Linked DNA regions of Homo sapiens: all the other regions are linked to region 1. The links are chromatin contacts, found by Hi-C in ENCODE. All regions are on one chromosome and are shown on one strand. Each heading gives the region's core, a stretch centred on a gene start or an enhancer-like site at or near the end of the contact. The rest is flanking DNA. Distances are from core to core; before and after follow the strand shown. Region 1 has its middle 96 kb from the start of HSD17B3-AS1. Region 2 overlaps AOPEP (aminopeptidase O (putative)). Region 3 overlaps AOPEP (aminopeptidase O (putative)).

Region 1 (2,579 bases), core at 55-2,554:
TTTCTGGAAGACACAATAATAGGTATAAAAAACCACAAAAACGTTCAGACCTTTTGATGCCATAATTCTACCACTTAAAACATTTTTCAAGGGGATTATTAAATAGGGTTGCTTTCTAATTAAGAAAGCTCATTGCAAGATACTGTATAAGACCAAAGATTGCAAACAACTTAAATGCTCAGCAATATAGGATTGGCTGATGGAATCATTTGTTCAGCAAATACCACTGAGCACCCTACTGGAGTGCCTGCTGTGCTCTGACCATGCTTTGGGAATAAATATTCTTCTCAGACGTGTGCTCAAAATACACAGTGTGACCCAATGTCGAATGTACAAGTGTGTAAACTGATATTTGACCAAAGACAAATATTGCCAGCTTAGAACTTCTGGGTTTCATGGATACATCTGAAATTTCATTTAAGAATTTTTTTGTTTTGTTTTGTTTTGTTTTTTTAGACAGAGTGTTGCCCTGTTGCCTAGGCTGGAGTGCAGTGGCATGATCTTGGCTCACTGCAGCCCCCGCCTCCCTGGTTCAAGCGAGTCTCCTGCCTCAGCCTCAAGAGTAGCTGGGATTACAGGCGTGCACCACCATGTCCAGCTAATTTTTGTATTTTAGTAGAAATGGGATTTCACCATGTTGGCCAGCCTGGTCTCGAACTCCTGACCTAGTGATCCACCCTGGGCCTCCCAAAGGGTAGGGATTACAGCCTTGAGCCACTGCACCTGGCCTTATTTAAGAATTTAAATCATGTTTCAGTTTTCATTTAAGAACTTTAGTAGTTAAAATTGTATCTGATTTTTTGTTTTTAAATTGATGCATAAGACATGCATATTTTAGGGATACAAGTGGTAATTTTATATATTTGTGTAATTCATACAGATCGAATCAGTGTACTTGGAATATCCATGCCTTAAATATGTATTTTTCCTTGATGCCAGAAACATTTGAATTAGTCTCTTCTAGCTATATGGAAATGTATCTAGATTATTGTGGACTGTAGTCACCCTACTGATCTATCAAACAGCAGGTCTTATTTCCTCTATCAGACCAGAGGTTTGTACCCAGCAGTGACATTTTAAAGCTTAATATTTATAGTGTGATAACAGTGACCTCTCAGCACCGTCACCGGGCAGGGTGCTCCTGTGGTCACTGTTTTCAGATCTGCAGTGGAAACAAAAGTCCATTTCCAAGAAACCAGTGGGGCCGTACAATATGCTTTGGTAGCTAGCTTAGTCAGCACCAGATTCCGCAGAAGATGCTGGTGCCTGAAGCAGATCAATGGGACGGGTGCCACGGTGGGTTACCGTGTAAGAAGTAAATGTAGCATGTGAGTCAGCTTTCCTTCCTTTAAGCCAGTGGTTCTAGGGGTGATTCTGCCCCCCCAGGTGACATTAGGCAATGTCTGGAAATTGGGGGAGTGTTGGGACCAACATCTACTGGGTTGAGGTCAAGGGTGCTGCTAGCTTTTTATGATGCACAGGACACTCAGCCCCTTACAACAAAGAACCACCTAGTCCAAAATGTCAATAGTGCCAACCACAGTAGAGAAACGCTGCTCTAAACATAGACACAGTAGTCTCCCTAGCTGTGGTTTTGCTTTCAGCCGTTTCAGTTACCCACAGTCAACTGTGGTCTGAAAATCGGTGAGTACAGTACAATAAGATACTTTGGGAGAGAGAGAGAGACCACATTTACATAACTTTTATTACAGATACTTTTATCATTGTTCTATTTTATTATTAGGTATTGTTGTTAATCTCTTAGTGTCTTAGCCTTAATTCATAAGTTAAGCTTTTTCATAGGTATTTATGTACAAGGAAAAATGTAGTACAGTTGTTCGTCTGTATACCTGAGTTCTCACCCCTTGAACACTGTATTCTTGGTCCTGGTTTCGTTAAAAGAGTCTAGGTATTACTGCAAGGGTCTGGTGAGGGCTAGACAAACATCCCTGCAGAAGGATCGGTATCACAGGGACACTAACCCAAGAGGCCAAGTCTGTCCTGGCGTCAGGAAGGGTCCCACTGGGGAGAAACAAATGGTTTCACACTTCAAACGTTTTCAAGTGGGAACGTGAACCACCCGTGCTGTCTGACAACCTGTGTTGTATATGTAGGGTCCATACTATCTGCAGTTTCAGGCATCCATAGGGGGTCTTGGATTGTTCCCGCAGATAACGGGGGACTATTGCAATTGCTAACATCAAGTGTTCTCCTTTCCCTACCACCTGGACTTGAAGATGGGGTTGCAGGAAATGCAGCAGCCCCGGAAACAGAAGCTGCGTGCTCTGCTCGAGGAGCCTTCTGGACGCTTCAGCAGCAGTCTTCAGATTGCTGCCTTTCCTCAGTCATCTTCATTTCCAATAATTTGCATGCATTTGAGGGAAAAATTGTCCTCAAGTGTTGGATCTAAAAATTAACAGTGGAGCACTGGAATAGGCTTTTAAGCTAACACTGTGTCTCTAAATGTCCATGCTCCTCAGCGCTCCTTGCAAGCAAGTTAATCCCAGCACCTTTCCGGCTAGGAAAATAGGAGGGTCTAAAGCAGGCTGAAGAAGAAAATAAGTGCTTGCCTCCCAAAG
Region 2 (2,579 bases), core at 47-2,546, 1.3 Mb after region 1:
GTTACCAAGCACTAGTGAAGGATAAATAAGATGCAGGCACATCCCTACCTCCCACAATATGGCAGGTATGTTAATGAAATCTTTGTGATTCACTGACTATTTAAATATACCAGGTGCTCAACACAGCATTGTTTACAACAGTAAAATTTTGGAAAAAGTCAAAGATCCATATTTTGGAAAAGTATAACTGAGAGCATCCATAGACTAGAATACTATGCAGCTAAATAAAAAAGAATGAGAAACTCTTTAAGGCCTAATATTATATCTAGGGGATAATGATAATTGACAAAAGCACAGTGTAAAATAGGGTGTGTGTTCTATCTCCTTTTAAGAAAAGGGAGAGAGAGTAATAATATGTATCGTCTAATTGGCCTGCATCTGCATGAAGGAACACAGGGGGTTAATACAAAAAGCTCATAAAGTACTATACCTAAGGAATGGAAAATCGGAACAGAGGTGGGGAACAAAAACATAAAAGAATTGCACTGGCCAGGCGCGGTGGCTCACACCTGTAATCCCAGCACTTTGGGAGGCCAAGGCAGGCAGATCACCTGAGGTCAGGAGTTTGAGACAAACTTGGCCAACATGGCAAAACCCCATCTCTACTAGAAATACAAAAATCAGCTGGGCGTGGTGGTGGGCACCTGTAATCCCAGCTATTCAGGAGGGTGAGGCAGGAGAATGACTTAAACCCGGGAGACAGAGGTTGCAGTGAGCCGAGATTGCGCCACTGTGCTCCAGCCTGGGTGACAAAGCGAGACTCCATCTCAAAAAAAAAAAAAAAAAGAATTGCACTAAAGAAACTTATTATTCAAAGCTCTTTTAAGGTTGGTCCTTTTGCAAAATTAAAATCCCTTTTGGGCTGAGCACAGTGGCTCATTCCTGTAATCCCAGCACTTCAGAAGGCCAAGGCGGGAGGATTGCTTGAGCCTCAGAGTTTAAGACTAGCCTAGGCAACGTAGTCAGACCCCGTCTCTATGAAAAAAAAAAAAAATTTAGCCAGGCATGGTGGCACATGCCTGTAGTCCCAGCTACGCAGGAGGCTGAGGAGGACTGATTGAGCCTGGGAGGTGAAAGCTGCAATGAGCCCAGATCGTGCCATTGCACTCCAGCCTGGGTGACAGAGTGAGATCCTATCCCTAAAACTAAACAATAAAATCCCGTTTGCAAAGTGTCTTGAGACATTCCATTCTGGCCTACAAGATTATCTCAACCAAGACACACAGTTACTATTTACAAAATGCTGTGTATGCCCCGGGGAGGGCTGGCCTGTGAACACAGGCGGAGAGGGCTAGGCATTCAGAGGAAGAGTGGCGGGCAGGAGTTGCCCTGGCTCCCCGCAGCTGCTGGCCACACACTTGGTCTTCTTAGCCTTCTGACTCTGGGCCTCTCTGGCTCTATTTGGAAGATGCGGGTGGGGTGACAGAGGGTTCTTTCAGAAGTTTCCATCACGCAGTCCTTTCAGACACAAGTCAGATAATGGCTCAGATAATACTGAGAACAGATCAGAGACAGCTGTTTCAGGAGCTGACAGGCTCAATCTCTGATCCAAAAGTGATGGGAAAAGAGGTCAAGGACAGAGAGCTTTGTCTAACTGGTGGGAACAGAACTCCAGGAGGGCTGGAAGCCAGGCAAATAGGGCTTGGATAGTCTAGTTTAATCCAGGTGGGATCCCAAATCCCTGAAGATCAGGTACAAGATTTCTTTTTATTTTTTTTGTTTGTTTGCTTTTGTTTTTTGAGACGGAGTCTCACTCTGTCGCCCAGGCTGGAGTGCAGTGGCATGATCTCGGCTCACTGGAAGCCCGGCCTCCTGGGTTCATGCCATTCTCCTGCCTCAGCGTCCCGAGTGGCTGGGGCTACAGGTGCCCGCCACCATGCCCGGCTAATTTTTTGTATTTTTAGTACAGACAGGGTTTCACTGTGTTAGCCAGGATGGTCTCGATCTCCTGACCTCGTGATCCGCCCACCTCAGCCTCCCAAAGTGCTGGGATTACAGGCGTGAGCCACCGCGCCCGGCCTTTATTTGTTATTAAATGTGGAAAAGGAACTAAAAAATACATTTTGAGCTGAATCAAATAATGTCTGGTTTCTTTACCTTTACTGCCTTCTTTACCCTTCTTTTTGGGGGGAAGAAAAGTGAGTATGTATATTAAAAGTTCAAGCTACAGCCTTGAAGGAAAACCTAACAAAAATGTAGGTGCTGCTCTAAATGCTCCTTCTGAAACGGAGAAATTCCAATGTGTACAATGTAAGGAATGTGGACCAACAACTCTGTAACAAACCTTTCATATTGTCATACTACCATGCTAAGTCACCATACCTATTTTTATTTTCTCCCTGGAGCTATTATTTTAGAGAATTATTTTAGACATTGGGTTGATAGGAACTGTAGAATCTGTGATTCACACTAATAAGCCACAAAACTTATGTGTTTATTGACCCATAAAACTACCAAATTTTCCTAAGCCTACTGAAGCAAGGAACCAGTATCTGCTGAGGACCTAAGATGTAACGGCATCTACACATAATCTTATCCACAAGAGTTCTGGAGATGAGTGGTCTATGGCACCTTACCAG
Region 3 (2,579 bases), core at 46-2,545, 1.3 Mb after region 1:
TCAACCAGACGTGTGGCCTCTGGAAACAGAGCCCTCCCTTTTCTCAGGACATGGTTTCTCAGCCTTGAAAAAGAGTCCCTTTAAAGGATGATTTACCTCCCCATTCACCCCACATCTGAGAGATCAATCTGTGCTCCAGATCCTCCCTGCCATGCATCTAACAGGCTTGACATTGCTCAGACATCCCTGAGCATCGCCCTGAGGTATGCCTGAGGCCCAAGAACACTGTTTTTCTGTGGGGGTCCTGCTCAGCCAGCCCAGTGACTTTGAAAGAAACGTCCTTTTTACTATGCAACAGGCACATGTGAAGTCTCACTCACATACTCTGATGAGGTGTTTCAAGTTAAACTGTTAGGTAGAGGTGGTGTGCTCTGCTTCCTATGTTGTGAAATAGTAATAAACCAACAGAATGACTGGTCATTGCTTCCAAAGAGGAGGCCAGGGAATTTAATCACTCACAAACTAGCCACGATCACAGGATGAAGCAACTTTCCTAGTAAGCTGCTTTTCATAAACAAAGCCGTTGTTGAGTTTTTAAAATCCAACCAAACAACAAACAACTCTGAGGACAAGAAGAGCACCGTCTAGCCTCATGAAAGACGTAGTGCAGCCTTCACTCGCAGAACGTGCTTCAGAAGAGCAGGTCCTACAGAAGCACGGAGGACCCGACCCATGCAGTTACAGGGAGGATGGCTGTGGAATCCAGGCTGCACCAGGTGTACTACTCGTCAAGCACTGGCTGATGAGAGGGCCTGCACATTCAGTGGTTTTATATCGGGGGTTGGGAACAGTAAATAACATCTCTGGGATCTAGTCTAAGACAAATGAAACCAAATGACTCTTTTTCCAAAAATGGGCCTAAAACAGCTCATGGGAACCACCCCTGGCAGCCTGGTGGAGCAGGAAAGCACAGGCCAGGTGTGAAGAGACCTGAGTGCCAGCTTGGCTCTGTTGTCATGGAAGTCGTTGTTGACCTTGGTTGCTTAATCTGTAAATTAAGGGAGTTCAACTGGAGATGACCCATCCCTGATACTCATTGTGGCACTAATGATGACTCTGTGTCAGTAACAGATGAATACACAGGAAAGAACCAGTATATGTTTCTCTCTTCATCTTCTTTTCTGCCCATCACCATTTCTCCATATGCCCCCACATCATATTAATTTGCCAATTAATAAACAGCCATCCTCAGTTGCAATGTCATCTGAAGCTCAGTGGATTTCATGCTTGTTTGGTGACAGCAGCTGCTGCTGCTGCCCTCAAACCACATCCTTCCCCTTCGTCATGAAGCCTCCTCGAGAGCCACAATTTGCCTTGGCCAGAGCTCCCCGTACGTCAGCTTCCACCAGAAACTGCCATCCATATGCAGAGTTCTGGTTCATCAGCCCCTCTGAAGCAGATCCAGCTGGCCACAGTGGATTCCAGGTGGTCAAGACCAAAGAATCTCATAGCATTGTCAGCACACTGAAGCTGAAAGAAACCGCAAAAAGCACCGAATCTGACTGCCCCCAATTTGTAGATGAGGACACTGATGCCCTAAGAGGTTTATTTATCTAACATGGACTAGCCAGAGCTAGAACCCAAGTCTCCTGACTCAACGGTCAATTATGACTTTGAAATGGACAGAATTAGAAGCTACTAAAATCTACTATTTATGGTGTGCTCTGTGTCAGGCACTGTGCTAAGTGGCTTCTTAAACCTGACATGTACAGAGAACTCAGAATCTTTTCTCCTAATCTGCTCCTCTTCCTGTCCTCCCCACATTAGTCAATGGAGCACCCATCCATCCAGCGGCTTCTGCCAGAAACTCGGGAGTCACCCTTGACATCTCCCTCTTCCTCATCATCTCCCCATATAAAACTCTCAAGTCCTGCATTCTCCAGAGCATATCTTGGAACTCTCCAATTTTCCCCACCAGCACCCTCTCCACCCAGGTCTAAGCCACCTTCATCTCCTGCCTGGATTGCGGCCACACATCATCTCATCTCACCATTCCACTGCCACTACTCCTGTCGCTTCATTCTAGAACCAGAAACCTGAGCAATCTTGTCAAAACATAAGCCAGGTCACGACCTGCCCACCCCGTCCCCACCCTTGCCACTGCTTAAACCTGCTGGGCTTCCCAATACGCTCAGAATGAAGCTCAGATTTATATGAGGCCCTGCTTGGTCTGACGCCCTTATGATGCTGCCAATCTCATTTCACGCCAATCTTCCCATAGGTCACTAAATTCCATGAACACTTCTTTCGGGTCCTCCAAAGTTCCAAGTTGCTTCCAATCACAGCCTGTCCTCCTGTATAATATGCCCTTCTTCCTACTCCTGGCCTGGCTCACGTTCCACTGCCCTTCAGGTTTCAGCTTCTACATCACTGCCTCAGAGGCACCTGCCCCAAGGCCCTGCCAGGAGTGTTTCCTCTAACCCTGCATTCCTCCCACACAGGACTGACCAGTTTGTCGTACTCCATTTTTGAGAATATTTGTTTAATAACTATCTATCTCCCCAACCAGACTATAAGCCCCTTGAAGACAGGGACTGTCTCTATTTGTTCATCACTGTAGCCGAAGAATTTAGTGTTCA

Evidence for each region. A loop is a pair of places that touch in the nucleus more often than their neighbours do. Pooled maps may share reads with other maps.
Region 2: a loop to region 1 is called in a map with no recorded cell type, with 9 times the contacts of the local background. The contact joins two enhancer-like sites. A Hi-C loop is called at or near these places in 2 of 37 single-sample maps with no recorded cell type and 1 of 50 pooled maps.
Region 3: a pooled map shows a loop between it and region 1 (6-fold over the local background). The contact joins two enhancer-like sites. A Hi-C loop is called at or near these places in 2 of 37 single-sample maps with no recorded cell type and 4 of 50 pooled maps.

What each region holds. Positions count from the first base shown.
Region 1 is chr9:96,149,401-96,151,979 of GRCh38, reverse strand. No RefSeq gene overlaps it. Among named protein-coding and RNA genes, the nearest start is that of HSD17B3-AS1, 96 kb to the left of the region's middle. Within about 2 kb of position 1,304, at least 3 of the 41 ENCODE cell types and tissues checked have a DNase peak (open chromatin) inside an H3K27ac peak, as active enhancers do.
Region 2 is chr9:94,818,154-94,820,732 of GRCh38, reverse strand. All of the region lies in intron 5 of AOPEP (aminopeptidase O (putative)), which reads right to left. Among named protein-coding and RNA genes, the nearest start is that of MIR2278, 9.5 kb to the right of the region's middle. Within about 2 kb of position 1,296, at least 13 of the 41 ENCODE cell types and tissues checked have a DNase peak (open chromatin) inside an H3K27ac peak, as active enhancers do.
Region 3 is chr9:94,859,912-94,862,490 of GRCh38, reverse strand. The region is part of intron 5 of AOPEP (aminopeptidase O (putative)); the gene reads right to left. Among named protein-coding and RNA genes, the nearest start is that of MIR2278, 51 kb to the right of the region's middle. RefSeq lists an enhancer at 1,254-1,303. Within about 2 kb of position 1,295, at least 16 of the 41 ENCODE cell types and tissues checked have a DNase peak (open chromatin) inside an H3K27ac peak, as active enhancers do.